Regions from separate parts of the Mus musculus genome. Here all the other regions are linked to region 2. The links are chromatin loops, found by intact Hi-C in ENCODE. Cell type or tissue: left cerebral cortex. All regions are shown on one strand. Region 1 overlaps Dpp10 (dipeptidylpeptidase 10). Region 2 overlaps Dpp10 (dipeptidylpeptidase 10). Region 3 overlaps Dpp10 (dipeptidylpeptidase 10). Region 4 holds the start of Dpp10 (dipeptidylpeptidase 10).

Region 1 (8,000 bases), 290 kb after region 2:
TGTGTGCCCTCAAGATTTTCGCTTTGTTTGAGTTCCTGCCCCACGTTTCTTAGATGATAGACAAAGGTATATATAAGATAAAATATACTCCTTTTGTTCCAGGTTGCTTTTGGCCATGGTTATTTTTCTGAGCTATGGAAACTACATAACTATAGTAGCTAAAATATCATGGTAACAAGTATGAAGGAGCTGATAATACTATATTAGTAGTCAGGAAGCAAAGACAAATGGAAAGGAGCTGATAATACTGTATCAGTAGTCAGGAAGCAAAGACAAATGGGAAACTGAAAATAATCCCATGAAATCACCTAATTGAGGCTAAAGGAAAAACAACAACAACAAAAAACCCTCAAGTTTGCATTTACCTAAACTTGCCCTAGCTTGCAAGGGCATTCCTGGGAATATGTGATGTTTCCCCATGGGAGACTTTGTCCGTATATTTAATCATGGGAGAAATATATGATTGGTACTTCTCATTAAATATTTTGGTGTCATAAATAAAATTTGTACCCAAAAGTCTCCTCTGTGCCCACATGCTGTCATAAAATCCAGATAGAATATATCAAAAGAATTTCCTCTTAGAGAAAGCAATGTTTCTCCATGTACAAAACCTATGAGCTATTATGGAAATTCCACTCTCTTAATTCTACTACTAGTAGTAGGGACAGAGCCTGGGCCCAGACAAGTTTTGCTAATCATCTTCAACATGCCAATCAAAGGCATAAACACAATACTGAAAAACATTAAAAAAAGGAGATTATTCAGTGTTGCCACATTGAACAGATAGATAAAAAAGAAGATGCTCAGTGACATTTTTATAACAGTCTTTAGAGATCTGACACAGGTTTATGTTTACAATGAGGGCAAAGGCTATACATAACCATGGAGTCCAGTAAAGGTGTGGTATAGCCATTCATTATGGCCACAGTCTCTTCTCCAGTATTTCCTGCAAGGTTATCTCAGAAGTTTTGAGTCTTTTTACAAGAAATGAATTTCCTGAAAGGACTCAAACTTTTTCTTTTCTCATTATGAAATTTCTCACAAAACTTTAATTTCTTATGAGTCCTTGTCTCACTCTGATAGTCAAAGTGAGGGGTGCAAGAGTCTCCTTAGGATCTCCTCATTCCTGCCAAGATAGTTATGAAATGTGACAGACGGTTAACAGTGCATAAAGACAAAATTAGAAAATAGTGCATGTGAGTCATGTTTGGATAAAAGCATAAATATAGACATGATTATTTTATTTAAGTATGAAATTAGGAATTGAGAGAATGATTCTGCACTGCAGAAGCTCTAAAAGATAAGATCAAACAAATACAATGAAAAATAACCATGAAAAATGCTGCTACTGTGCCAAAGTCTGGGCTACCCTCCTGATCTGTGTGTTTAGGATAGGGGGTATGTATGTATGATGTGCATGTACACATGCATATGGAACATAGAGGGCAACCCCAGATTATCTTCCTAATCTATACTCCCCCTTTTTATTATAGGCAGTGTAAAAGCGTGGGCCTTCTACACCCTTCCTTGTTTCCAAATAGTGACATTAAAACGTTTATACCTATTAATAAGCTTCTTGCACTATAAGTAGGCAGACACTGAACTATTCTAACCCGGACTATGATGACCTTAGACTCTTTCTCAGCCTAATTCCCAGCCACAAGGACCATTACCTGCCATCCTGGCTTTCTGCTTCACATTTGTCTCCATGGTGACTCCTTCCCAGAGTTCCTTTTTCTCTCCCCTGATGTCCCATCTTACTATTCTGCTATAGGTCATATACTTCTTAACCAATCAGAAGGTGATGGAAATCACTGTTTACAAAATATTAAGGCAGGGAATGTTCAACAGTTCCAAATATCCAGCCTGTAATTAGATCACTGCCAATTCAGAACTCAGTGTCTGAATAATACAAGAGTAATCTTTACATAGTGAACAAAAACATTACTCCAAGATACTAACCTGGTGCTTTCCAGTTTTGCTAGACTACCTGGCCAGCAAGCTACAGGAATCTCTTGTTTCTGCATTCCTAGAACTGGGATTACTTTCAGCATTTGTACATGATTTCTGGGAATCAAAACCAGGTCTAATGGTTGCAGAGTAAACGCTTGACTGACAAGCCAAGCCCCCCACCACAGACCAGGGATCATTCTTTGCAGAAATCGGATCAGTGTTAATGCATTAGCTCCCAAGACACTGCAAAGGAGGGAGCCAATGTATGTAAGCAGCACCATAGCTCCATGTGTCGAGCTTCAGAGACCATTGCTTGCCCTGGGCACCTTCACACCTACTAAATGTTTGAAGAAGCCAGAAGCAGTTCCTGTGTTGCAAATGCTCTGCCTATCACTGTTTTCTAGATTTTTGGAAGCCCAGTAATGAGATCCATGGAGATCCTGGGCAATCTTGGTATCCAGTCACTCTGTGGCTCCTGCCACCACCGTTAATCTAATATACAGTATCTAGAAACCCAGAAGAAATAGCACTGTTCTCCACAGGGGCACTGACACTGTGTCCTCCGCTCTGGTTTTCACAAGAATGCTGCCTAAGATACTTATACTTTAAAAGAATTTGCAGATTATTGTACACTTTTGTTGCTATTAAAAGTATACATTCACATGAATAACATTAAAATGGATAACTTTACAATTTTTTATTTATTCTTTGACTATTTCACACATGGAAACAAAGTATCTTGATGATAGCCACTCTTCTCTCTTGGTCTTCAGCTCCCTCTGATTGCCCCCAACACATCTTCCTCCCATCTTCCTGCCCTTTCTTCTTTGTACAATAATCCATTGAGTCCAATTAGTACTATCTATATAGTGTAGGGCCATCCATTAAATTGTGGTCAATGTCCCTCAAAAAATTAGCTCTCTCTCCACAAGCAGACATAAGTGCAGATGTCTCCTCACCTACAAGATGAATCTGTGAACAACTTACCGTAATGCAGAGAATGATGCTTTTGTTTTTGAATAAAACAAAACAAAACAAAACAAAATTTCTTGATAACTTTTAAACTCTCAGAGAATGTTTAGAAATTATTTTTATATATTTCCTCAAAAAACTTATGTGAAGTATTAGGTGTATATGTATATATTTGACTGTCTGTTTATGAGTGTGTGTGTGTGTGTGTGTGAGAGAGAGAGAGAGAGAGAGAGAGTTCACATGTATGTGCACGTGTATTTTATAACTGAAACTTTATATTCACAAAGGCATTGTAAATTAAACCATTTTCACCTTTAAAAACTAACTTTCTAAAGATCATTTTTCCATCAGAATCACATCCCTCAAGTTCAGTACAGACTATTTTCCAAGCTATTGTCTGAACAAAGCAATCTTGTCTAATTGCAGTATTATATATCGTGCTCTTTAAAGGTTTGTTGTATTTACAGATCAGAGCATGCAACATCACACCTGGGTTGCTATAGAGATATCTAAATTTTATCAAAACAAACAAAAAACCCACGTTTAACAATACTTGAATCTGTAATACATCTGTTAAAAAACTTAATATAACTTAAACACCCACCTTAGTTTTGCATAAATACCATAGGAAAAAGTACCAGTGCAAGAAGACATCATGTGCTTTTGAATTAGGTACGTTTCTAAGTCTCATAACTTTTATTCTGAGGCATCCACTTTAGTGACTCATTTCCTTGAATTAAGGCTAGAGAGAGAAGCTATTTCTTTAAAAGTTTTCAAATTTGACTTGTCAAATTATAGAGTGATGCCTACGCCCATCTTTAGTAGTTTAACATGAGGCTTGGTTTGATTAGACGACAGGAGATGTGCCTAGGTAAGCAGTTCTGGTCAAGGTGTGATCCCACCCATTTTTGACAGTCAATTTCTAGACTCCCTTCTCCTCTGCAAGGTGGTTTTGGATGTTGGAAGAACTGTGTTCCTTTGGGTGGTACTAAGTTTCAGCCTTTCCGTCCCCACTTTGAGATTTCTAGGGACATTCTGCATTCATTGTGGTCCATTCAGCCTTTATCTTTCTAGCTTAAGATTTCCAAGGAAATTCTTGCTCCCTATGTTCCATTGTTTCAAGAGTCTGAGAGTTAAGGGAAGGGAAGATATGTCTCTTTAGTATCTTTTTCCTTGTATCAACAGTTGCAGGTTTGTTTGCTTCTATTCAAACCCCCATGGGCTCCTGATTTTAATGATTTGCACACTTAGCATAGTGGTACACCTTTTAGAACACACTGAGACAAGATACGCAGCTAAAGCTCACTGCACAAAGGAGAATCAGAGATCAGATCCTCAGAACGCATATATAAGTACCTCACAGAAGTACCATCCTTTTGTAATTCCAGACTCCTCCTAAGAAGACAAGAGATCTTCAGAGCAAGCTAGCTAATAAAAGTAACCACAGGTGCAAGTTCTAGATTCAAGTGAAAGATATCACCTCAACAATAGTCAGTAGACAGGGACCCAGGAAGAATCTCAATATCAACTTGACACCACCACAGGCATCCATTCACATAGGAATGTGCATACACACATGCATGCAAACACACACACACACACACACACACACACACACACAAGGAAAAAAGAAATAAAACAATAAAAATTATAGCACATAATTTGCACCTACCTACTCTATTTTCTCTCAGCTCCCATGTTTTTATTTGGCATGTATGTCTTCTAAATAAGATGTGTTTTGTGATGGAAGCTCTTTTGCAGATTTGTTGCTCTCCCCATGCTCCAACACACTGTTTTTTTCCTTTGGCTTCAGCTTTAGATCCTTCACAGACTAAGACACCCTCACCATTATTATCTTCTAGAGTATCTTCAACTGAATTCCCAGCTCATAATTAAATGTTCATTTTTCTCACAAAGAATGTTTTAATTTCGTTTTTAAGTTGTTCCTACCATATGTTGTAAGCAAATTCTTTCCCTTGATCCAGCTCTTTCCAGATCCAGTCTTCCTACCCACTCCACTTTATGTTCTTTCTCTCTTAAAGAAAAGAAAACCAAAACCACTAACAAACTATATAGCAAACAAGCACACAGATACACACACACACACACACACACACACACACACACTCACTCACTCACACGACACAGCAGAATAAAACAAAAAAAAAAGAAAAGTGAAGCATGAGTTTCTTTTGTGTGGCCAACTGTTTTTGAGTATGCCTCTTGTCTTCTGATATGGTTAATATACCCAGGGACACTCCACTGAAGAAAATTGATTTGTTTTCCCTCTCTCAGCAGGTATTAATTGCAAAAAGATTCTTGATTGTAGGTAGGAGTTTGTTCCCACTGTCATGTAGCCCTGCTGAATTTTCTTTGGTTTGGGCTTATATAGTACTTATAGGTACTATGTGTCTCTGTGAGTTCACTCTTTTAATTGTATCATTCTTGTTGTATCTGGAAAAAAGTATTCCCTTGCAATCATATACCTCCTCTCCCTCTTACTATCTTTCTGACTCCTCCTCTAGACAGATCTTTGAGTTTTGAAAAGAGCAGTGTGGTACAGACATCCCATTGAAATATGAGTTCTTCAAAGTCCTCACTCTGTGTGTTATCCAGTCTTGGGTCTCTTGGTTAATTATCTTCTACTACAAGAAGTTTCTCTGATGATGAGTGAGTGAAGTATATACCTATGGATATTATGATTATATATCATTAGGAATCATTTTATTGCTATTTTCCTCAGCATACTACTACTACTACTACTACTAATAATAATAATAATTTCTCTCATAGGGACCTTAACTAATGGTATAAAATATGGGTTCCATCTGATGGAGCAGGTCTCAAATACAATCAAAAAGTGTTTGGGTACTCTAATACCATTTATGTAACTCTTGCTGCTGGGGGTATATTTTACAGGAAGATCACTATTGTAGCTCACCAGGTTTGTAAATTGTTGACCACTTTTCTAGAAGTGTCTATACTACTTTCCAGCAAGGTGAACGGTACCCAGAATGTTGAAGCTTCTATTTGAGCACCATCCTATTTCTGAATGTTTGGTGACATAGTCTGTTGTGTCTTCATGAAAACTTTCCTAAACGTGCTTATTTAACTTTACTCTTGCTTGCACAATCTGTGTTTCTGTAAGTTAGAGCATATGGTTATCTGCTAAACAAATGGCTCAATTGTCTAATTAGGTAAGTAGCTCATTGAAAATGGGGACTATCTTAGATTTTTCACAAAAACTGAAAATGCTTGGGATATGTCATTAACTAGTAACTATGTGTCTAGTGAATGCACATTAGAGAGTGCAGTCGTTTAGGTTCTAATGCCTTCCAGAAGTATCCAGCAGTGTCATCTTTGCCTCATTTTTCTCTGTAGCAAGACTGACCTTGGAAATTTGTCTATCTGATATGCCAAAATTCATTTGTGGCTATCACTGTGCCCATGAGGTTGGAAGAGAAGAAGCTGAGAACAGTTTCTAGTGGAACCTATGTATAGTATAGTGAGTTGACCTCTTGTGTGGTTTCCCTGAGAGGTGATGCTACTAAAATCATCTTAAACCTCTATTTATTCAAATTTAATCATCATTTGTTTATGTATTACTTTAATTTTTCAAGACAATGTCTTATATAATTCAAGCTGGCTTCTGATTTCCTGTGTAAGTATGACATTTAACTACTTACCTTCCTACATCTCCCATCTCAGAGCTGGAATTGCAGATATGTACCACAGCCCCTTGGTTTTGCAAGGTAGAGGATCTAATTCATGTGTATCATGTCAATCTGTCTGCTGTAAGTATTTACTTAGCCCCATGCATGTTTATTTTAAAATTTCTCCAAATTTACCTTCAAAAATTGGCCATAAATTTAGGAAAAAAAAACTTCATATTTTGCTCCTTATCTTTTCTCCTGTGTAAGAAGAGCATGAGGACTGTGAGTTTTGATACCAAGAATTGGGGATGGCACAGAGAAATTCAGGCAAGTGCCATCTCTTCCATCAAACTGTACATAGATAGAAAAACAATAACAAACAAACAAAAAGTTTCCTACATTTTCTTCAGTGGTTGCAGGCATTTGTACTTCTATGAAGAACTACTTACCCATGGTCATGTACATAATGCTTATGAAGCTCCTAGCTATGGACACACACACACACACACACACACACACACACACACACACACACCATGAAAATAAAAGATACACTGACTGAGGAAGGAAGGTAGGAAGGAAGGAAGGAAGAAGCATAGCAAGAGGAGAAAGAAGATGAGAGAAATGAATGGGGTGAATATAATAAAAATATTTCCATTTATTTATTGATTGATTTATTTTTATTTTTGTTTTAGTTTTAGATGGTAATTCATATATTTTGAGACCAAATCTCATGTGCTCCAGAACTTGCTATGTAGCTGAGGATGGCACTGAACTTCTGAACCTTCTGCCACCACCTTCTGATGGTGCAACATAAAGATGCATGAAAATGTTTTAAACCAGTCTCCTATTCGAGATAATTAATGTATGCCAATGAAGTAAATAATAAATTATACTAACCGCTAAGAAAAACTTTGCTCATACTCTTTTTATTTAATTTTGATTTATTAGATGGAATTCAGCTTTAAACTTTGTTATAGAAAAATGAAGGCTCCCGGCTGCTTTAGAATTTAAACTTGAAAAGGGTTTCACATGTGTAGAGCTGGCCTCCTCTAGAGGCACTTCCTGTCACCATCATTAATATCAAGTGGAAGAGCCCAGGGCTCCTTTGCATTTATAAACTTTATTCCTAATGGATCAAACATGTTTTTTTGTTTGTACACATGGTCTCCCTCTGAGCATGCTACTTCCTTATAAAATCTCAGCTTGCTGACTTAATTCAATTTGTGCTCAGCATGGCCTTCATGACCATCTCAGAACTCACTAACATATTTGTTCCTCCAAGATAGATGGAAATGGTGGGTAGGGTGATCCCCAAAATAATCACATCATAAACCCTAGAACTAGGGAATATGATCTATGGTAAAGTGAATTAAAACTGATTACCAGTTGGTTCTTAAACCACAAGAGTACTGCAATGTA
Region 2 (8,000 bases):
CCAAGTGTTACAATGATCACTCAGAAACAGTGTTGATGAGATATTTTTAAAGATTTGTCTCTCACTCGCTTTTTATCTTTCTCTGTCTCTCTGTCTGTCTCTCTCGTGTGTGTGTGTGTGTGTGTGTGTGTGTGTGAGAGAGAGAGAGAGAGAGAGAGAGAGAGAGAGAGAGAGAGAGAGAGAGATGAGTATGTGCATATAGTGCAAGTAATCATTTAATTTAGCTACTACACTGTGTTTGTTTTTAATGAATGGTGGGAAACCTATTTGAAATAAACCTGCTTTGTTGAAAAAAAAGTGTGCACTGTTTGATGGTAAAGTATATCATGTATCATTTTGTTGTTTCCAATCTTTTCCTCATACATTTTGACCAGCAGCTGACTGTTCTTCAAGGATTCAGTTCTTCGTGTTATCTTCCATTGTAGTGATTAGAAAGGCAGGATGACATTGTTGTTCCAAAGCACTTTGGCAGAGTCCTTTACCTAGAGTTAATGAATTGGAGCTTCATTTACACCAAGACAGCATGTATAAAATGATGTCACCTTCTCTGGTAAAGAAAATAGACTGTACTCCTTAAAATATATCCATCCATTTATAATCCATTCACCTTTGAATAATTAAAGATGTTGCTGAAGAGAAAACTGATCCTAATCAGCTTTCAAACTGCGATCGTGCCTGTGCTGAATCTTTCTTTTAAGAACGTATATCTCCTGGAGCATGTTATAATTACAAAACTCCTTCTCTGTCTCTGCAGGAACTAGGAAGTAACAGCCCTCCACAAAGAAACTGGAAGGGAATCGCCATTGCCCTGCTGGTGATCTTGGTGGTATGCTCACTCATCACAATGTCTGTCATCCTGTTAACACCAGGTAATCCATTGCGGTTCCTCTCTTTGAGTGGCATTATGGTAGATATGTTCATCATGCCTTACAAAGGTCGTTCTTTGTGGTTTCTTTGGGCAGACTAATACAGGCTGGATTTTTTAAAAGTACTATTAGATTATTTGCCTAATGACATGGTGATATTTGTGGATTCAATATTTTGTGGGCATTTAGGGTGAAGCTGGATCCTGAAACATGTAAAAGAAGGATGCTAAGGAGATTCGTGGTCTCCATAACTATTTAAAGAAAGATATGTGATTCATTTTTGCACTCCACAATTTATAGTAATTTTATTAGGAATCATCCCAAACTAGAAATGAATCCATATATCCTTCAAGTAGCTAATGCTTGAACAAATATGTAATAAAACAGTATTCCACAGAGAAATGAGTAAATGCTCAATGTACACAAAATTCTTCAAAATGATAGGGATGCATGAAGCTAAGTGCAAGAAACCAAACCCAAAATTCTATTAATTATACATAAGCATTTATATAAATGTCATTTATATGGCCTTCTCAAAAAGAAAGGGCACCTGTAGTTCAGAAATGGGGCCTTGCAACTGTAGTTCAGTTAGAAGGGTGCTCAACCAGCATGTATGAGACCCTGGAACCTACATCCAGGACTATGTAAATAGGGAGTGATGGTGCAGAGCCTTAATCCTTGCAGCTGAGTTTAGATGTGCAAAAGTCAGAAGTATGCAATTATTCGTAGCTATATAGGCTGTTGCCAGCCCAAGATACATAGGACCCCAAAGGAGCAAACTCTTATGAGTAAGAGTCACTTTGAATCTGGTGACAAAATTGTCCTGAGTGTTGAGTGAGTTGGTTCTGTGGTCTTTGGAAATGCAGTGACTGGAGTAATAGTCCCTTTTGGCTTTTGTTGTGGCTGGAAACACGAGATCATGCCATGTGGAACTGTATGTACTTCTGTGTATGCTAACCTAATATATGGACACCGAGGATCTGAGAGGGTAGAGATCATATCACAAGAGACAGATCAGAATGTAGAGATCTTTTCCCTTTGTCTCTTCTTCCAGTGTTGTTACTGGTATCTTGACACCTTAGACTGATGAGAAAGCAGTAAAGGAGAGGCTCCACAGAGCGTGTTGTGTGAATTATCGCTGTCCAGGAAATTGTATTTTATCTCTGATTTCTTCAATACCCTTTCTCTTTTCTTCCATCCCCTTTGGCTCTCTTCTTTCCTTTCTTAGTCTCTCTAGAGCATAAATAAAATTTATTTATTTTTAGTATTTTACATGTTCAGAAATCAGTGCTTTTACAAACATAGAATATTTCAATGAGTATTGCCCCAATGATAATTTTTGGACGGGGTTATTTACATAATCTTGTGTGGGAATTTTCATGCACTTAGTTTACCCATGGGCATTACTTTAATCCCTAGGAGTTACACTATGCTCTAGTAGGGGTTAAAAAGTGAGGCAGAAGTAACAGGCACCCCAAGCCATCTTCCAGAAAAGCACAAAGCCAGCACACTTCTGTAGCCCACCTGGGTATCTTCTGCAAAGACAAGGTGCCCAGGTGTGCTTAGTGTTATGCAAATGCATTCATTTCTGGAATAAATCTAGGTCCTTAAGTACATAGACTGTCATTAGATGTCTTCTATTTTCCTCCTTGTTAGTGAGGCAAGACCTTTCCATTGAGTCCATAGTTTACCTTAACAAAATTGTAACCTGTTGCTAAGCATGTTGCATTTAAACACATCCGCTCCCCCACCACCAACTTCACCATTATCTAATCCCTGTAAAGACAGTGAACTTATTTCCCATTAAACAAATGTGATTAACAGGAGCTCCATTTCAGAGTCATTTACTCATGTAATTATAGTGACTAATTACACAAATGACAGTTATCAATCACTCCAATGGGCTACTTGGTGAAATATTCCATCTTTTAAAAATATTGACTTCCAAAATATGTAAACTAGAAAAAATAAATAGTTGGTAGTTTTTATTTATCTTCTGGAGAGACTGAGAAAGAAGGAAGGTAGCCAATGAGGGAGGGAAGAAGAGAGAAAGGTATCTGAAGAAATAAGAGAGAAAACCCGATTTCCTGGAAAGAGCTGGCTCACCCAGCTTGCTCCGGGGAGCCTCCCCCTCACAGCCTCATTCGTGCATCTGTGGTTTGGAGTAATTGAGCAATGTGATGGCATTAATAAGTGACTGCAGCATGCCAAGAAGCTCCGCTCCAGGAAGATGAGCTTCTGTTCAGATGGTGTTTCGCTTAAACATAAGAATTTGAGCATAATTACAAAAAATGAACCATTTGCTTTTGCTGTCTTGAATGCATGCCTATCCCCCAGATGCAGAAAAAGAAGGCCTGGTTCCAGAATTTCTGTGCTTCTTTTGAATTCACCCATTCAATGTGATTCTACTACCTCTCCCTCTGTGGCTCACTCAGGATTTTTTCTAACTTAGTGATTTTAATACATATATGCATTAAAATGGGAATCATTAGAATGGCTTGCACAGTATGGTTCAGGAAGTCAAAATGGCTGTATGACGTTGGAAAGGTTCAATTGGGTAGTTGCCCAGTTCCAATCTGGTGTTGAAGGCCTGGATTATTTCTGGATAACTGTTAGTTTTCAATCTATATTGGAAGCCCCAAAAAGCTGGTTCTAATATAAGTAAAAGAAGGTTGCAGAAATAGGATGGGTGAGCTTACAGGATGGGGAGAAGGTAAGTTTTGGGCTCAACTGAAAGTTCCTACTCACAGATAAGATGACAAATGGAAGAAGATATCTGATGTTAGTCTATGGCATCCACTCATTTATGTGTACATGTGTGGTTACATACATGGAAACATGAATGTGTATGTATGTATCCACAATACAACATACACAGGAAAATCATTTGGTAGGTAAATGTGAAGATTAAACCATAGTATAGATATTCTGGTATTGGCTGGCACTCCTACTCTTTTAAAATTTAAATATATAACCTCTTCCTGTTACACAAACACATAAGTCTAGATATTCTCCCATCCCCAGTCCAAATACTGAATTGCATATGACATTAACCATACAACTGAAATCAACAGTTATGGTTTTAATTTATAATTTTTCAAGTGTGTTTCACTTGGAAAGGGAGAGATGACAGAAGGAGATAACAAAACAAGATGGCATAATGGTGGAGTGGAAGAAACAGAAAGGGAGAGAGAGATAAAGACACAGAGACAGAGATTTACACAGAGAAACAGAGATACAGAGGCAGACAGATACAGACACAGAGAGATGACAGTGATAACAGAGGTGTGTGTGTGTGTGTGTGTGTGTGTGTGCGTGAGAGAGAGAGAGAGAGAGAGAGTTGTCAAGGAAAGAGTCTGTTGACAGAGACAGAAGCAGACATAGTGTTTTCTGGGCTATGAAATGATCCTTTGCCTTTGTACCTATCATAAAAAATGACTGTCACATGACATAGTAAGAATAACAGCAGCTATAGTAATGGTGACCAGTCTACTGACATACAAATCCCGTTTACACACACTCTCTTTGTGTTGTTTTCACCGAAGAAAACAGTAACATTTAGATTTTGATGAGTGAAAGCACACAAGAGACTATCTAGTCTGAGAAATGATTCAGAAGCTGCTCTTCTCAAAATAGCCCCGAAGCCCGTGGGTGGGTAAGTGCTGAGGAATGCAAGCCTATATCTAGAAGAACACATGTTCATTGTAATTTTGGCTTGATTGCATATTTTATTACAGAGGTAATTTCAGACAGGTGCCTGAGTTGCCAGCTTGTAGGAATTCCTGTGCCTTGTGAAGAGAAGGCTTAATTGTTTTCAAAGACTGAGTTAACCAATCAAGTATCCCCTTTAATAAGTAACATTTCTGAAAAGAAAAATCCTGTCTCCATATTTAATTGAAAAGTTAAATACATAGGTATATTAACCAAACATACATATGCTTTAGCTTGTACTAGTTTTAAGAAATAAGTACTGGGGTTTGCATGCCTTTGATCTCAGCATTTGGAGGGCAGAGAAAGGCAGGTCTCTATGAGTGTGAGGCCAGCTGAGGAGTTGCAGTGAGAGGAAATTTCAAGATAGCTAAGACTGTCCTACATAGACAGATTCTGTCTTAAAATAAATGAACAAACAAAAACCCAAATGTAGAACAAAGGAGGAGGAGCAAGAAGAGAGGGAAGAGAGAAATAGAGATGGTGAAGAAGAAGGAGGAGGAGGAGGAGGAGGAGGAGGAGGAGGAAGGAGGAGGAGGAGAAGGAGAAGGAGGAGAAGGAGGAGAAGGAAAAGGAGAAGGAAGAAGGAAGAAGGGAGAAGGAAGAAGGGAGAAGGGAGAAGGAAGAAGAAGAAGGAAGAAGGAAGAAGGAAGAAGGAAGAAGGAAGAAGGAAGAAGGAAGAAGGAAGAAGGAAGAAGGAAGAAGGAAGAAGGAAGAAGGAAGAAGGAGGAGAAAGGTGTTTGGGAAGACCTTGATACTGGTACTTGGGAATCATTGAAAGCAATGACTATAAAGTCAACAATGTTTGTATTCTACAAACATGATACAAAGGCTTTCATGTTTGAATGCATAGTAACTATTACAAATACCTTCATGCTTAAAAGTATTGCAATCAGTCTAATATGAATAAATTTTATTTTTAGTCCCAGATTTCCACCAAGTGTATAGCAGAGACTGGAAAGAAAGGTCATTTGTTAAAGTGCTTTCCTTGTAAGCAAGAAGATTTGAGTTCGATGGCCAGAATCTGGCTGCAGTGCCTTGTGTCTTTTATAGAAACCCTGGAAAGGTGGAGAGAGGAGGATCCCTGGGGTTCTAGGGTCATTCTGTTTGACTTCATTGTTGAACTTCAGGTCAATGAAAGACCCTGTCCACAAAGGACAAGGGCATGGAAGTTTTTCCTCAAAAGAACATTGGAGATTGTCCTCTGGCAACTACATAAATGTGCAAATGTATACAACTCGCTTCATATAAAACTAATTGTGTGTATGCACACTCACAATGTTTTTAAATATAGGATGACTATTACTATGTTCTAAAAAACATTTTAAAAGAATGTGGTAACCAATTCTGGCATGCTTGTAAAACAGGGGTGCTTAGTTTTTTTCTATTTATCTTTTCTTTTCTTCTTTTCTTTTCTTTGTGTGTGTGTGTGTCACAGTGTTTTGTAGAAACTCTTATTTAGAAATCTTATGAAAGAATTAAGTTTTAATAGTACGGTTTAAATCTCCTCAGTGTTAGATATTTCTCTCCCTCCCCTTCTCTCATACTCTCCCATCCTTCTCCTCACATAAGCCTCCTTTCCCATGGTGCTCTGTTTAAGGCTTACACTACAAGAGGAAACACATGCCTGGTACTGTAAACCTGTCTAAAAACCCATAGTTGGAAACATCACAGGCCCTGGGAGTGAACCTACCAGTACTATTTGACAAAATGAAAATGGTATCAACTGCCCACTAAGTCTCTCTATATACACCAATAGAAATAGTGCAGCTCTAAGGTTTCATCAGAAAAGTTGCTTTGAGATTAATGCAGCACCTCACAATTGATCATAATACGAAGAATAAATGCCAGTGGCCAGGCTAGTCACACAGGATGAGATTTCTATATCATATATATCATATATCCCTAAGAGCTCTTGTAGAGAAAGGGATGGCCTAATTATAAAGGACAGAAGTTGAGAAGGTCCAGGAAAACAAACAAACAAACAAACAAACAAAACAATGCCTTCTAGGCAAGCCAGGACTGTGTACACCTGAATTCAGAGGGGGTTTACTTGTTCCCATACCACCTGCACAAGATCAAGGCAGTCAACATTCCAGCAAGAATCAAGGAGGGGCTCCTGATGGCTCCTCCTAATTGAGGAGCTATTAACAGTTGATGGCCTCTGTGGGAGGAAAGCCAGTTTTATTTATGGGTGTGGACCCTGGTAGTTAAACTGTGCTCAAGTGGATGGTCCTAGACCCCCAAGTTTATAAACAGCACAAACTGGACTCCTGGGTTATGAAACAAAACTAAAAAGAGGACATGAAGTTAGGAGCCCGGAGGAGTGAGTTTGATCTAGAACTATGTGTGTGTGTGTGTGTGTGTGTGTGTGTGTGTGTGTGTGTGTGTGTACTTGTAAAATAATTAGCAGGCCATAGGATCCTGGAGAAAATAAATGCAAGCGAATGTAAACAAATTGGCCTAAGTATCAGAATGACAGTTAAATGTGCTCCAGGATAGTAGTGATATATATTTATGATGATATATCTTGACCCCTTAAAAAACTGAATTTGTGCCAGACCTCACAGCAAATGACATCTAAAGTTTTTGTTTGTTTGTTTTTGGTTTTGTTTCTGTTCTACAGTGTGTTCAGCCTGTGTAACTTTAACTTGCCTTTAAGAGACCGATATCACCAACCTTTCTTGCTTTGGATTTCCCATGGAATCAGCTTTTACAATCTAACCTAAGTGAATAGCTTTACTTTTATTATGTTCTTTTCAATGCTTCTTAGCCAACTGTGTGTGTGTTGTGTGTGTTGTGTTTGTGTGTGTTGTGATAATTATTTGCTTAAATAGGCCAACACAGTAGATGAAACCTCAAAATATATATTCGCCAAAAATGTTGCCAGCCTCATAGATGTAGGTTGATAGCATATCTATACAATTCTGAGTCAGCTGGTTGACGTTTTTCCTTGTAAAACTGCTAAAGAATTCTATAGAGAATTCATCATTCTTGTCCTGTGCCATGTTTTCTGTGCTGTTCAATAAATGTTGAGCAAAGTTCTTTGTTAAGGAGAGATAATAGGGACAGGTCAGGTCCATGCTACAGACAGACCACAGACAGGCCAGTAACCACAAACTGCTAAAAAATGGAGATATGATGACAGAAATGCAGAATTCAGTGCAGACTAATTTTTTTTGGTCAATGAAATTGAAGAGGACATCATTATTTCATTCCCTAATGTGACATTGATGCATTGTTGTGTTCTCTGGCATTACATTTATGTATAATCTAACACCTAACCTAGCTGTTTGTAATACTGACACAAAGATGGTTTCCTAGTCCTATTTACTGGGACAACAATCAGAAAAAAAGCAAGCAAAAACTTGTATAAAACTGGGTCCCTCAACAGTTCATTATGACTTGAGGAGGGGCCCACAAGGC
Region 3 (8,000 bases), 280 kb after region 2:
CAGGCAAGAGACAGTACTCCTGTAATCAGAATTTACTAATTCTACATAGTTATGCGTTTTAGTAGGAGTTTCCATGCATGGACATAATGCATTTTGGTCATGCTTGCCACTGCTATTACCCTGTCTTATTCCTCCTAGTATTCCTGATCCTCTTGCCTTTCCTGAAATAATTCTAGTTATTCTACTTTTGTGACCCACACACAGTGTAAACTCTTTCCTTTTATTGAAAAATTAGTTAGTTCTTCTGTACAAGAAGAGAGGTAGAGTTATTTATAGGGCCTAGGACTGTGACTAGTGGGCAACTCTCATGTCAGTGGTTAGACAGTTAAAGAAAATGTATGTTTCTCCACCTAGCACTCTTTACCTAGGGCAGGGGTAGAGTTATATGAACCATTGTTTGCTTGCAACTTTTAACTCCCTATAAACTCTCAGGTAGAGGTGATATCTCCTAAGCCTGTTTTCTCAGTCAACCCTCAACTGACTGCGTATAAGCCCTCAGGTGTGGAGGAGTCCTCATGTGCCTCCTTTCCCTTCATGATGAATTGTTGAGAGGCTCGGGTTGATGTAGGTCTCACGTGTTTAATCCCAGCTGTTGAGATTCTCATAGTGCAATACCTCATCATGCATGGAGGACATCATCCCACAACACTGTACCCTTTCCTTCAGCATGAATATTTTTTTCTGTTTGCTCTCCATGATGTAAGAGACTGCCCCTTCAAGAAAAATCTAAAAGTTATTATAAATAGAAGAGTTGCTAGTTAGGCTAAAATAAAGCTACAGGATAGCTAGCAAGTTCTCTTATGTAATTGCAGAGAGTTTTCCTCTGGATTTTATTTTTTTTTTTTTTGGTATGTTTGTTCTTTTTTGTTTTTTTGAGACAGGGTTTCTCTGTATAGCCCTGGCTGTCCTGGAACTCACTGTGTAGACCTGGCTGGCCTCGAACTCAGAAATTTGCCTGCCTCTGCCTCCCGAGTGCTGGGATTAAAGGCCTGTGCCACCACGCCCGGCTCCTCTGTATTTGAAATCTAATGGTTTACATAATGAAGTACTAGGAACAGATGATTTGAATTCATTGCATCCTATGTGGATTTCAGAACATAAACCACAGATGCTGGCTTGATTCTTCAGTCCAGTTTTGTTTAGTCCAAAGTCATTAAATCCTCTATGTTATTCACATCACGTCTTTAAAATATTTTTTTTTTCAAAATGCACAGCGAAAATGAAATAAATGAGACAAAGTGTGTTCAAACGTATGTTAATAGACATATGCTTAGAACAATATTGAGACACGAATCTCCAGTGCAAATTCATGACCCCAGAATATTTCCATTTTTGTAAGTATCTTTTTCATGTAGAAAGTGACCTTCATTCTCAGTTTTTGCATGAAATTCACAGTCTCCATCTGCTTAGGCGTTGACCTATTTTCTTTGTCAAGTTTTCAGTTGAGATGAGAATCAACTTGAAAGCATATTTAAAGGCATGTGGGAAAGCCCAATATGGGGTTGCAGCTGGTTCAGACTTTCTGTTGAAATTCTTATGGCCTGGTACAATTTAAAATCTATTTATGTACTTGTCATGAAAATGAAAAAAACAATCAGAGAAATCTCATTTGCCAGAGTTTACACACACACACACACACACACACACACACACACACACACACACACATATATATATATATATATATATATATATATATATATATATATATATATAATCAAAAGATACATTGTCCTGACATTTTGCTTAAATTATTTAACTTTAAAGTAGTAAACTAGCCCAATCACACTTGTGTTTGGGTTGACCTTTATAGTGTTGGCAAAAAATAGTGACTTCAAAATTACAACAAAAAGTCTCAGCTTTCAACACTTAAAAGATGTAAGATGCTATATAAAAACATATTTTCTTTTCCCCAAGACTTGAAATTCTGAGAAATCTGATCCTCTAGACACATGGAGGTGGGGTTTTCTCAAATTACCTCCTTAGAATCACCAAATGGGGAACATTCTTCTCTTCAATTCTTAATATATTTCTTATATTGTGTCTTACTTTTAATATTTTACCAGCTTCTGTAGACTTTTCAGATTGGAATAGTGACTTGAGGTAATATGGACCTCTCAAACAAAAGATTTAGTGAAAATTGTGCAGTCCAGCATTAATTTCTAGATTCAAAGCAAAGCATTCATGAGAGTAAGTCCAAGTTACAAAATAAGTGGACTAGAGACTTTTGTCGATGGGATATAAACCTCCAGAATGGCCTGATGCTCCAAACCTATAATCCCAGCTATTCGTGAAGTAAACAACTAAACGAGTATAAATTAAAGACCAACCAGGGCTATAGGGCGAGGGTGGGGACAGGCTGAAGGCTTAAAAAGCCTGTCTCAAAAAAGGGGGATTCAAGCTGAAGTGATGGCATAACAGTTATGATATTTGAGTACTGGGTGCTCTATCAGAGGACTAGGTTCAGTCTCAAGACTCATAAGGTGGCTCACAACCAGCTCTAACTATGGTATAGCGATCCGCTTCTGATCTCTATAGGCAGCAAGCATGGAGTGTGCAGGCAAACTCATACAAATAAAATATTAGACACTTTTCTCAATGTAGGGACTCATGGGGAAGAAAAAAGATTTCAGTGAGATATAGGGTGAATGAGAAAGAAAAATAGTGAGTAAAACTTTAAATGAGTCATTACATGTATGTACAAAATTGTAAAACAATTTGAGAGGGAGATAGGTAGGCAGGTAGAAAGATAGAGAGGTAAATACATAAATAGATGTGTAGAGGGAATTGGCTAGGGATATAGCTTAGGCGTTTTATGCTTGCCTACTTGTGCATGGTACCATGTTCAGTCCCATTTCATGAGCAAAAAAAAAAAATGGGAGCATAGGAGAAGATAGCTACTATTTTATTTAGAAAGATATCTATAGTAAGTGTATAGGCATCCAGGACTTTTCATTCTGGGACAGAGTGATAGCTGAGCTAGAATCAATAAATGTACCTTTTTCTCCTTTGCTTTCTACCTTTGATGGCATAAGTGTCCAAATCTATTCCAAGCTTAGTTGAAAGGAATCACTAGCCAATAACTCTATCATTTTTTATGTTTGTGCCTGTCTAATAAGGAAAGGGAGATTCCCTATCTATATAAAACCCTATCTCTGTGATACCAGTTAAAGCAAATTGCTGTTCTAGGAGGAATGGTACACTGATTTATTTAAAATGCTCAAAATTGATCTCTTTTAGATGCTAATGTGAGAATTTTGTTTCCCCACCTGAGATTAAATTTTCTTTCTGGGGTTTTGCAATGCTGAGTATGTGGCAAACATGTAGACCGTTGTGTTGGTGATAGACAAACTCTCATTTATGCCGTCTGTGTTTATAGGCAATTTCAAACACTTTAACTATAAATTTGATCTTGTCATTTAGGAAGGCTCTTTCCAGGACAACAGTTCTCTCACTCACACAGATTTGTCAATGTGATCAATATATTCTGATAGCTAAGGCTGCTGAGCTCTGCATTCTCTAGGCTGAATTTGTTTCTGTGTTTCACCTTGGACTGTTGTGGACTCTGACATGTTCTGAGCATGTGAAAGAAACATCAGGAGATTTTTCCAAAGTAGTACATTTTAGGAAATGATAAAATATGTGGGAAACCTACCTTTAAAGTAACTTCACTGATTTAAATAATGTTGGACAATATCTAAATTAAATATTCAGCCTAGAATGATAGTGCCAGTTCATAAAATCCATGAGTCTGAGTTTCTATGGATGATGATTAAACAATTATTAACAGACATTTAGGAAGGCCAGTATCTCTCTATGACTATTGCCTTTAATATTTTCCTTCTTTGATTTCAGACAAGAAGGTATTAAGATATAGAGTCAAACGTTACTTTCATTTTAATTTCATAGATTTTGAAGCATGAAGTCTGAAACGATGTCTCTCTAAGCATGATGACTCAGAAGATAGAAAAAGAAGGACTTGGATCAAATGTTCATAGAGTTGTTGTAGCCTAGACTTGTAGATGAATAGACTTAAAGAGAAATTGCCATGCCAAAAGAAATTCAGAGAAATTGAATGTGAACATTTCAATGTACATTACTGCATTATTCATCTGCTATCTAGATATTGCTTTTTTATATATATATATGCAAGCCTGGTGTCATTTGACTTTCAAAGTATATCCTGTAGATATCTTAGCTCTGGTATACTGGGCATAAATTATGAAATTACACCACCCCATTTCCGTGAAACCTTATATCCAAATGTAGATTGTATCTTTCCGCCTAGATAGCCAGCCTGCTCTTATAGATAATATGAAACCAATGTAACTTTTATTTGTAAATGGGAGTCATCATAATTTTAGAACTAATAAGTATATTAACTTAGCTTGATTAGTTTTTTTTTTCTGATCTGTCATTTCACTCATGTTAGTCTTCCTTAAACAAACAGAAAACCTCTTTCTCAATTTGAAACTAGAATGAATAAATCTATTAAATTATCAAAAAAATATTCTGATTCTTGAAAGTAATACATTTCCATGCATTTTTGGTAGATAACAGGATCTTAAGTGGGACAGGACATTGAATATATCATTAAGTTAGAGGTAGTAGTTGTAGAACTTGTGGTATATTTCGTTATACCTGTGCTATGACTGTCCTAACAAAGAAAATATTCTGATTTTTAACATAGTGATCTATGTATACATGATTTGTGTTCATGAAAGCATTGGGAGAAAATTGTACATCCTCTTCTGGAACCTTGAGGTTTTCTGATTGTGCTTTGCTTTTGTATATATTTAGTATCTTATTCAAACCTTCAACTCTTCTCAAACAAACCACACCATTGAATTGAGGAATATTTCTTTTTTTTTCTTTTTCTTTATTTTTCCCCCCAGAGACAGGGTATCTCTGTGTAACCCTGGCTGTCCTGGAACTCACTCTGTAGACCAGATTGGCCTCAAACTCAGAACCCTGCCTGCCTCTGCCTCACAAGTGCTGAGATTGAAGGCATGTGCCATCATTGCCCTGCTTTGAGGAATGTTTCAATGGTTATTATCATTCACTCTTCTACCAATGGACCAGTTCTGAGTTAACAGCTCAGGGTTCAGCTGCCATAAACTTAGTCATGCTTTGTTACATGTAGGAGGTACCATACTCAACACCAGTTTAGCCCATTCATCACCTCTTCTCACTTTCTCACACTCATACACATACTGTAAAAATAATCAGAGTTAGTACCAAATTTTTTCTATAAGTCTGTCCATTGAATAAGTAATCCTGTCTTTTCTTAATGCAAATGGTTACAAAAAATAGTCTTGTTCCAAACCTATTATGTATCTAGAATTTATATTTGACAAAACTCAAGTTGTTCAAAGTGATTAGAATTTTTTAAATTATATTATGCAACAAAATGGTCACAAGTCAAAATTCACCCTCATACACATTTACTATTAGAAAATTTAGACACAAAAATCAGGTTTATTCTCTTATTCAATTGCCCTTGTCTCTTACTGACACAGAAATTTAATATTTTGAAACCAAAATGTCCAAGATTAACATCCTTTTGTATGTATCTGAACACTAATGTTAGTTTAGAGATATCATCAATTTGAATTTAATGGAGATACATCCATCAAATATGCTCATTCCAGACATAGAATTATTTCATGTGTTGGGCAGAATAGGCTGGTATATGCTGGCTTCACAAACCAATCTCATGGTCCCACTAGCTGCACATAACCTCAGACTTCAGAGCTTACTGCTATGGCCAAGTGCTTCTGGATACTCCCACAATACCTCCTTTGTAAATAGCTATACACCTTTAACAGTTTATTCTTCCTTGCAGTATTTCAGCTTCCTGAAATTTGCCCTCCATGTAACAAGGTCAATTGAGGAGGAAGGACAGGCTACTCAGCAGATACTGTCATTTGTCTAAACTTGGTTTAGCTTTTCTAGAACCTTACACAGACCACTTCCAATGTCCAGACCTAGTTTTGTGTTAGACTCTCTTTCAAATACAATGGTCAACAAAGGTTTCATTGTCTCCTGCTTTTATAGTCCTAGCTTTGATCTATCTATGGGCATACACAGGCATCTAAAGAGAAAAATAATTTTCTTCCATGGGAGTCTGTAGACACTGCCTGCTTTCTTTTTTTTTTTTTCCATTTTAATTAGGTATTTAGCTCATTTACATTTCCAATGCTATACCAAAAGTCCCCCATACCCACCCACCCCCACTCCCCTACCCACCCACTCCCCCTTTTTGGCCCTGGCGTTCCCCTGTACTGGGGCATATAAAGTTTGCGTGTCCAATGCGCCTCTCTTTCCAGTGATGGCCAACTAGGCCATCTTTTGATACATATGCAGCTAGAGTCAAGAGCTCCGGGGTACTGGTTAGTTCATAATGTTGTTCCACCTATAGGGTTGCAGATCCCTTTAGGTCCTTGGGTACTTTCTCTAGCTCCTCCATTGGGAGCCCTGTGATCCATCCATTAGCTGACTGTGAGCATCCACTTCTGTGTTTGCTAGGCCCCGGCATAGTCTCACAAGAGACAGCTACATCTGGGTCCTTTCGATAAAATCTTGCTAGTATATGCAATGGTGTCAGCATTTGGATGCTGATTATGGGGTGGATCCCTGGATATGGCAGTCTCTACATGGTCCATCCTTTCATCTCAGCTCCAAACTTTGTCTTTGTAACTCCTTCCATGGGTGTTTTGTTCCCAATTCTAAGGAGGGGCATAGTGTCCACATTTCAGTCTTCATTCTTCTTGAGTTTCATGTGTTTAGCAAATTGTATCTTAGGAGGGCATCATCCTGAGTGAGGTAACACATTCACAAAGGAACTCACACAATATGTACTCACTGATAAGTGGATATTAGCCCCAAACCTAGGATACCCAAGATATAAGACACTGCCTGCTTTCAACTCCATTCCTTAGGTTTTAGGTGACTCCTCAAAGAATCCACAGCCACATGGAACTCTATTATTTTCCTGTTTCCATATATATGTATATATATCATATATTTGTGTGCATGTGTACACATATATGTGCGCACACATATACATTATAAGAAGTGTATTTAGCCTTTAAAGGCTGATGTGAATATCTACAGCAGAATTCTCACATATGTAGCCCCCAGTGTTGTTCTGTCTTAGATCATGAATACCAAACTTCACTGCAGATCCTTTGGATCCCAACATGATGAATTACAGTAGAGAGTTATGCCCAGTGATATGCATACATTTTAAAGAGAGAGCAAGGAAGAAACATGTGTTTTAATGTTTTTAATAAATGCATCTTCTATACTAGACAACTCTTCTCTTCTGATGTATGCCTTAACAAACTTCTAGGTTCTCTCTCTCTCTCTCTCTCTCTCTCTCTCTCTCTCCCTCCCTCCCTCCCTCCCTCCTTCTCTCTACTTCTCTCTCCTCCCTCTCTTTCTCCCTCTCTTTCTCTCTCCTGATCTCTTTTACTTTCTCCTCTCCTTTCTCTTCTTTCTCTCCTTTCCTTCAATAGCCTGATCCTTCCCCTTCCTCCCTCCTACTCTACCCCTCCCCCTCACTCAATCTCTCTCCCCTTTGTGGCACTGGTCTTGATCTGTCACAGATACATGGGCAGCCTGAGTCCACAGAGATAACTCCTCTGTTCTTACCTCATTCCCAAATAAAACAGAAACAAACTCGGAGAGCTAATGCAGGAATGTCTCTGGAGTATGGAGGATGCAGAAGTTTCACTATTTTTGCTAATAGTGTCCTAACAGGAACCCTGTGGAAATGAGCCCATTGCCTACAAAGCTGACAGATGTGCCTGCTGAAATTCTAAGTACTGAAAATCTAACCCATTGTCAAGTTACTTCATCCAAACCAGCCTGCTATTCAAGAATTATTTTCAGAAAATTAAAACAATTTTAGGAGCAAATTACTTGGAAAATATATACCATTAATTTCTTTTGAGGAAACATTTGTTTCACATTTATTTTGTGTATGGGAGGGCATG
Region 4 (8,000 bases), 140 kb before region 2:
CCTTGATGGTCTTATATATGTCACCGAAGGCTGTGAGGTGAAAGGAAGACGTGAGGTGTGTAAATATAACAAGCAGAGAGACTCTTTCAGACTGCAACTCAGTATGAATGAGCTGTTTGTCAATATCCCCAGGTCTCTGGTGAGCAACAGGAATGACTCTGAGGATACTGCAACTCTGTCTCCTTCCACCAGAGATCATAATTGGGCTATGAATTTTTATAACAGGAGAGTCTTCCTGTCGCAGACAGAGAGTGACAGAAAGTTTAGTTAACAGTAAAAAAAAAAAAAAAAAAAAAAAAAAAAAAAGCTCAGAACAGGCAGAGTTGCCTGCACGAACAGCACTTGAATAGGCATTGCCTCTTTCTTCCTGTCCATTTTTTTTCTTCTTTCTTTTTCTTTTTTCTTTAAAACAAAGCATCTGTTATAGTTTGCCAGCTAAGACCTTCAGAAATATACAGCTTATTTCTGAATGATGCTCACTGTACTGGTTTTTCTGCCCAAGGACATGAGAGACGCTTTAGCACTGTGGGGGAATTTGAGAAGCCTATAGAGGTGAGGAGAAGTAATTTATAAATCGAAACCAAATGATAGCAAATGGTATGAGCTAAAGTTGCATCTTCATGTGCAAAGAGCTAATTGGACCCATTTCCTGCCAGGTCTCTGAAGCCTGGCTTATAAACTCTGTCTCTCTAGTACTCTGCTCATTACAGACACTCAATGGGGGACCAGCACCTGCTGGGAAAAGCCCTCTGAAGGCAGGTTGTTTGTGACAAAGCAGATTTACTTATAGAAAAAGAGAGAAGAGTGTGGGGGTAGCTATGCAAGTAGCTGTTTTCAGGGTCACATTAGTTTTATCTAGTTTATCTGAATTTGAAGAGTTTGTCTCTACTCTGCTCTGTAAAATCTCAGGGCGTTTTTGTCTTCTTCTGACATATCAGCGTTTAACTGGGTCTTATTTATTACTTGCTTGCTGGTAGAGAGTAAATTTTGCTTCTTTGTCCCTGTGCCTATGTTTTGAAATGGAAGATTAGAACAGATAGAACATGCCTCTTTCTGGAACAATCTATCTTTGCCACGGATGCTGAATTATTTTAATAATATCTTGAGCCAATTCCCTCATTATCTACTTTCGTAACCTGTCCTGAATGTCTCAACTTCATATTCTAAGGGGAAAGGTGATACAGTGGAGTATCTCACTTCTGAGACTCTGGCAGCCAGCTAGAGATGCCCAGGGGAGATGTCTGCAAAACGGTTGGGGGGGGGGGGGGTGTCTCTAGGAACCCAGTGAATCCATGGAGAAGGCAGCTGTGTAAACTGTGTCTTCATGAAAACCTGAAGCCATTCCATTTTCACAGTACAACAGTGAACTTAAATTTAGTAAATTATTCTGAATGAAGTGGTCAGCTATCTATCAGAACACATGTATAACCTATAAGAGGAGTATTTTACGGGTGGCTTTATCAGGTGTCTCTAAGTTGTAAGAGCATGATTTTCCATCACTGGAACAGGAAACAACCCTCATTACCTACTCACAAGTGTTACAATGCCCGTGCTTTAGTTCCTCCAAGAAACAAAGTAAGAAAATTTTCTCAGAGGCATTCACAAAACTCATTATACTTTACCTTATACCTTATTCGAGTTACGTTGTAAGCACCCATGGGTTCCTCTGTGGTGTGTGTGTGTGTGTGTGTGTGTGTGTGTGTGTGTGTGTGTGTGTGTGTATGTGTGTGTGTGTGTGTATGTGTGTGTACATGTATGTGTGGTGCCCAGGAACATCCATGCACATATGTGAGAAGCCCAGAGCTCCATATCTGGTGTCTTCTTCTGATGCTCTATATCTTACTGTTTAACACATGATTTTTCTCTTGCAACTTGCTGACTCAGCAGGACTAGCTTGTGCACAAACCACAGGGATCCTCCTCCTTTTATTTCCCCAGTTCTGGGTTACAGGCATGGAATCCCACCAGGGATTTTCAGTGTGAGGGCTTAGGATCTGATCTCAGGTCCCAAGCTTGTGCAGGAAACACTAGTTAAGGAGTCATTTCCCTAACCTCATTATGAAGCTTTTTATTTTCCGCACAACTATGTCAATTAAATGTTAATTTTACATTTATGAATCCTAAAGATACTAATAAAGCAATATAATTACTATGCAAGTGAGTGTAATAAGAAACTACTGGAAAATGTATAGGTAAGTCTCTTTTGTGAGCTACCTCATATATATATATATATAAAATCTGTATATATTCATAATCTAATTTCCCCCTACTACATTGTAAACATAAGTAAATAACTTATCACTCAGGAGACACTTTTCTGATTTACGAAACTAAACATGTAAAATTACGCAGATTTAGAGCTAGCAGGGATCTTAGTAGTGATCCAGTGTGGAAATTTTAATTTTACCAGATATGGATGCAGAGGTGAGTTGCCATTGGCTTCCCTTGGCTCTTAGCTCCACAATGATACAGCAGGAGCAACTGCCAGCCTGCCTAAGCCTGGGTGGGGACTACACACACAAGCAGTGCAGTGATTGTTATATGAATATTAGATTATGAATTAGTATTTCTACCTTTGTCTTTAATGATGCTGTAATCAGAGACCATACTAAACAGAACTGCAAACATTTCTTAGAAAGAAATGTTTCCCTTCAGTAGGAAATCAAGTTAGAACTAGAAAAGCTAAGATTGTAGTTCCAATGTCTCATTTACTCACATTTCTGAGAAGAGAGAGAGAGAGTATTTTATATATAGAGAGAGTATTTTATTTGGGGAAATCAATTTACATGTTATTTAAGTTTCTGAAATTTAAACTATAGGTATCCATGACAAAAGGCAAAGACTCAAATAACCTATTCTTGAAAGTAAGATTTTCTCCCAGGCACCAGAGTTAGTGAAGCACGTAACAATTTATGTCTTGATTTGAAAGTAAAGTAAATTTTATACTGAATACTAAAAGTGAATGCAAGTTCAGCCACTGAATTCAATCCAATAAGTTATCCCAAATGGAAGCCACTATTCCTGCCTCATACTTTCTCCATGTGAAAGAAATCTGTCATAAAGTAAGTTCCCTCACGTTGAGCAAATTGTCCAAAATGGAATCGCTTGAGAGGATTCGTACACTCCAATAATGAAGAGATGAGCAAAATGTAAAGATGGACGCATTTTTCTGAATAATGCATGCTGTCTCCCCAGCCACTCAAATGACATAGAAGGGAAAAATCTGGGTTGCTAGATTTATAGACTAGCTATTTTACTTGTATTTCATTTTTATACATGCTTTATACTTTTACAACAAGTAAAATTATTCCCATCAAAATGTTATTTCTACTCAAACAGAACAAATAGAACATTCACAAGAAGTCAGGGATCACAGATGTTTGAAAAGTAAAGGTTTGCCTTCACCCAGATTTGTTTTTATGACTGTTGGGGGTAAACATAATTTTCTAGTAACGCAATTAGCAAAGGTAGACAGTTGACAAGTGGCAACTTCATAGAGTAACTGGGACAGGAAAGGAGACAGCACTTAGCTAACCATACCCCCACACAGCTACCCAACACCAAGGTTTCTGTTCCTTCTACCCAACTACTGAATTTATCAAAGCACCAGCTGGCTCTGTAGGTAAAGATGCTCCCGGGTATGGAGCATGAGCACCAGAGTTCAAGCCCCAGGACCAACTCGGTTCGGGGAGAAAACCCATGCTGGGATATTTGTCTCCCTCTTGCCTTTCAGTGATGAGCAATCCTCTGTGGACCCAGAAATCAGAGACTAGGACATTGCTTGTGTTCCATTTACCAAAATATATTCCTCTGCGCAACTTGGACAGAGCCACCTGCAGGTACGTGCCGGTGAAATTAGTGACCTTTGATAATTATAGCCCACAGTGCTCCACTTCTAAACTAGGCTGACTTTCTGATTTGTACCAGGGCTCCAGGTCCCAGGCTCCACGCTGTAGTTTAAGCTCTTGCATACAGGTGGAAAGGTGGAAGGCGAATGGAGAGGATCAGAGCCTTAATCTAGCCCTTGTTCCCCCTCCTCTTATCTCCTGTTTGGACAAATGTTCTGGGAAACATACTCGGGATGGGAATGGCTTGAATGGAGAGGAAGAACTTAAGAATTAAAAAAAAAAAATGTATGCAGTAAAAAGGATGTGGAAAGAAGAACCATGTGTGGTTAATGTCAATTTTTTTTTTTTTTTTTTTTTTTTTTTTACAAACCTTTAGGGATTCCAGTGCGTTCAGCCATCTCAGGAATCCAAGGTGGAAGTTAAAGCCTTTCTATTGCCTTAAGTCAGTAGATGATGCACACCCTTGGGTCACTGTATGGGACAAATGTCTCCGGTGCAGACAGGTGTCGCACACGCCCAGTGGGGCCCCAGGCGGGGATCCCCCTCGCACCCCCTCCCCTGCTACCCCTGCTTTCTCGAAGTGCTGGAGCATGCCTAGTGGCCGCTCTGGAGCCACCAAGGGTTTTTGCACTAGCTCACACTCCGTTTCTCCGGGTTTTATCCAGAGCCCGCGGGGGGTGGGCGGGGGGCTGGGGGGAGCCCGTAGAGCCTGGCGGCCTGGGCTACACCAGTGGGGAGCGCGTACGGGGCTGTCTCCCGCGCGCTTTAAGGTTGCTCGGGAGATGCTGGAGCGCAAAGCCTGGCTGCTGCTGCTGCTGCTACTACTGCTACTGCTGCTGCTGCACCTGGCGCGCTGAGCACCGTGCGGGGAGCCCCGAGGGCCGGCGGCGGTGCGGGTGCGCGGGTGGCGGACTGCGGTAGAATGAAAGCCTGGCTCCTCCGGCGTTGCAAGCCACCGCTCCGGCGCGATCAGGTGCTGGCAGCCAGCCGCCCGCCGCTCCACTAACTTGCCACTTGGTCGCATCTGGTGTCTGCATTTTCGGGTGGTGGTGGGGGGGCGGGGACAGTGGGGAGTCCGAGGATCTGCGGTAGTGGAAAAGAGGGATCCTGCAAAAGAGGGAGACTACTTGCTTCTGCTGCCGCTCTCCGTCCCCTCCCTGGCGCTCCCCTTCCCCCCCCCCCCCCAAACCCCACCGCTGCCGCCGCTGCTTTTCTCTTCCGCCAATTCCGAGAGCGACGGGGCGTCTGTGACATGCGATCGCTTGCCAAGTGACGGTCCCCGAGTGTGAAGTGCCCGCGAGGAAGTGTGAGCTCCGACGCGGGCGGCAAGGGGATGACAGCCATGAAGCAGGAGCAGCAACCCACCCCAGGGGCCAGGGCAACCCAGTCGCAGCCAGCCGACCAGGTGAGAGTTGGCCTCTAGGGACTATCCCTCCAGGGAGGGGTGGCTCCAATCAGTGTCCCCCCCCCCCCCACACACACACATTAGTCCCTCAGGATCCGCTCCCACGTTTGCCTCTCTTCATCTTCCCTCCGCCCGACTCCCAGGCTCTCTTGTCTCATCCATGGACCCAGCAGGAACTTAGAGCAGCCTAGTGCGCTCTGGCGTCAGAATGCTCAAGGTGGAGAGCCGTGGGGAAGCGGGCAGAGAGGTAAAGGCTGGAGATGTGCCAAGGCAGATAGGCTGCTGTGGGATGGAGGGGTGATCTGTTCTACCGTGGGGAGTCTTGACTTCTGCTGAACGCATTTGGAATGGATCTAGCGCTGTCCTGGAGACTGGCTCTTGAACAGGTCCAGCCTTGTCTCACTGGCTCAGACGCGCGCTGGCTGGAGATACTGAAGTAGGCAAACGACCTTTAAGCTATTAGAGTTTCCCTTCTGTTTTCTTTTGAGAGGATCATGATGGAAAAGCAGGGTGGGAAAAGAGGACTTCTCTAGTCTGCCGGGTGAAACTGAGCATGAGGGAATAAAAGGCGTTTATCATTCAGAATGGCAAGGAAGGTCTGGCTTTGGTGGTTTGTTGGGTCTAGATGTGTAGCGTCTGCTGAACTAAGGTGCCCTGCAGAACTAAGGTGCCCTGTATTGGCTGATTGGTTATTACTGTCCCCTTTGCGTCCTTTGATACCTGCCACCCTTTTTGGGTTGGTGTTGTTTGGGTCTTTAGACAATCTGTAGCCTAATGTTATGGAGAAATGTCTGTTTCCTGGGTCTGGTTTGGGGGAGATTTGAGAGTTGAGTCACGCTTTTTCTAAAGTTGGAGGGATCAGGAGCGAGGCGAAGCTCTCTCAAGGAGGACGGAGGCTGTAGAATCTGCCTGAGATGCGATCATATTTACATCAATTACAACTGGACTAAGAGGGCCATTCTTGGTCAGCGCAATGCTATGGAGCTAGATGATCCCGCAGCGAGATGCAGGAGGTGGAGCGCCAAGCTCTTTGCCCAAGGAGCGCACTGTCGGTGGAAGGCTGCTAGAGGCGTTTTAAGCATAGACACTCAGCTCACAGTTAGAAGTGCAGTGACTGGGCTGGGGGACCATACAAGGCAAGTAGACCCCAGCTCTTCAGCTCTTGGTATTCTAAACACTGTAGCCTTGGAGGAGCTGTCCAAATTGCCCAGAGCGATGCTGAAGCAGAGGAAGGGATGCCAGGAATGTTGTTATTAATATTCCAGTCTTGGTCATCTCCCCTGGCTTGTGGTCTCTTTCCTCCCTCTCCTATCCCATCCCATCTCCCTGCACATGTGTTTCACACAGGTGGAAAATTTCAGTGCTTTACAGCTCTCTCTGTTTAGTGAGGTAAAAATTGCAGTTTATGAAGCGTCTGCAGCCTTAAACCACCCATTCTTCGCCCTTAGATAAGAAGGCAAAGATTAAAATATTATTTATTCCACAATGTCCCCTCTTCTTATACCTCTTCTTTGCCCCCCTCCCCCATCAGCACACATCACCATGTAGAGACTGGTTGGCAGACTTATTGAAAAATATTTCAGGAGAGGAACACGGATGTAATCTTCCCTTTTAAGGCTGAAGTCCTTAAATTTTATCCACAAGGCTTGGACTCTCGACTGCTCCAGGAGGGATGTAACCGATAAGAATGATTAGCCAGGAGAGAGTCTACACATGAAATTTTTGCTCACTAACCTGTGACACCAGCTGGTAACTTGAGGTGCTGCAGACAGCTTCTGGAAGGGTGGGGGAGGTTTGCAAGAGGCAAGGCAGATATACAGAGGCACACTATATATATGCGTGGCAAATCCCTTTGTCAGGATTAACCTGACACTTAAAATTCACATGGTAAGAGAGGTTCGAACGTGGATTCATTTATTTCCCTAGCATGAATATTGGTAATGGCTATTTCAGATATTCAGAGAGTGGTCATCTGCAGAAGTCTAATTCTAATTGGGTATTTAAAAGAGATTCTGTGCTTGCACATGATTTCAAAGTGTGAGTAATATGCATACAGTCCATGTATTGGAAGAGGGTGATTTTTGTAAATGCAAAGTTAGGCTGATATAACTATTACATTAGCCTCAGAGGATACTTTCAGAAATTCCTGGGGAATCCTTGTAGCTAGGACTCTCCTTGTTCAAAGACTAATATATAAAATGATGGCCATTGTGAATGCTTAAGTTATGGTCTGAAACAAAGAATTGAACAGATTCAGTCACTATGCCTTGAAAATTTTCAAATAATCAGACAATGTTCATGTCATGCTAGATATGTTACAGTAATTGTACTGGCTGCCAGAATACTTCAAAATAAAAATTCATAAATTTAACTTAACTTTTACCTTCATGCAGTTCTTTTCGGTGATTAAACAGGAGGCGTATTCCAGCTACTCACTCAGTGTGTATTGATTCTGAGTGATTTAGACTTTTGAATGTTGTCCAGAAGGTCTTTCACTTTCTGTGATAGTGATTTTCATGAGCCTCATAGATGCCTTGCCCTGTGGCATCTGACATATATGCATTTAGCACGGGGCAAGAAAAGTCATTCTTGGGAATGGTGGTGGCTAGGGGGTCATTGAATCCGGAAACTATCGTAGCCTATAAAGGGCTCCTTTTCTCTGCTTCCTCTTGTCATTTGCTGTCCTCTGTCACATTCACCCTGACTAGAGGCAAGGCCTCCTAAGAAAACAGCAGGGGCTGTGCACAT

The links. Peaks named below come from ENCODE experiments on the same cell type or tissue, not always from the same donor. Only the 100,000 strongest peaks of a DNase experiment are listed, where the experiment ranks them.
Region 1: it touches region 2 in a loop (4-fold over the local background); 2 of 42 quality-filtered maps call a loop at or near these places.
Region 3: it touches region 2 in a loop (5-fold over the local background); 2 of 42 quality-filtered maps call a loop at or near these places.
Region 4: it touches region 2 in a loop (10-fold over the local background); 3 of 42 quality-filtered maps call a loop at or near these places.

Annotation. Positions count from the first base shown.
Region 1 is chr1:123,607,592-123,615,591 of GRCm38, reverse strand. All of the region lies in intron 5 of Dpp10 (dipeptidylpeptidase 10), which reads left to right. Among named protein-coding and RNA genes, the nearest start is that of Gm24791, 220 kb to the right of the region's middle. In left cerebral cortex, no CTCF peak of the experiment used is centred here; DNase peaks (open chromatin) are centred at 1,151 and 4,777.
Region 2 is chr1:123,897,931-123,905,930 of GRCm38, reverse strand. It overlaps Dpp10 (dipeptidylpeptidase 10), which reads left to right. Exons shown (of 26, transcript NM_199021.3): 2 at 755-869. Among named protein-coding and RNA genes, the nearest start is that of Dpp10, 140 kb to the left of the region's middle. In left cerebral cortex, no CTCF peak of the experiment used is centred here; DNase peaks (open chromatin) are centred at 2,590, 3,085, 4,511 and 4,879; H3K27ac peaks cover 1,694 bases.
Region 3 is chr1:123,621,892-123,629,891 of GRCm38, reverse strand. All of the region lies in intron 5 of Dpp10 (dipeptidylpeptidase 10), which reads left to right. Among named protein-coding and RNA genes, the nearest start is that of Gm24791, 240 kb to the right of the region's middle. In left cerebral cortex, no CTCF peak of the experiment used is centred here; DNase peaks (open chromatin) are centred at 613, 1,094, 1,433 and 4,199; H3K27ac peaks cover 1,967 bases.
Region 4 is chr1:124,042,624-124,050,623 of GRCm38, reverse strand. Dpp10 (dipeptidylpeptidase 10) reads left to right here and starts at 5,065. Exons shown (of 26, transcript NM_199021.3): 1 at 5,065-5,252. The coding sequence starts at 5,181. In left cerebral cortex, CTCF peaks have their summits at 167, 4,440 and 6,987; DNase peaks (open chromatin) are centred at 5,153, 5,508, 6,200, 6,993 and 2 more places; H3K4me3 peaks cover 3,380 bases; H3K27ac peaks cover 3,180 bases.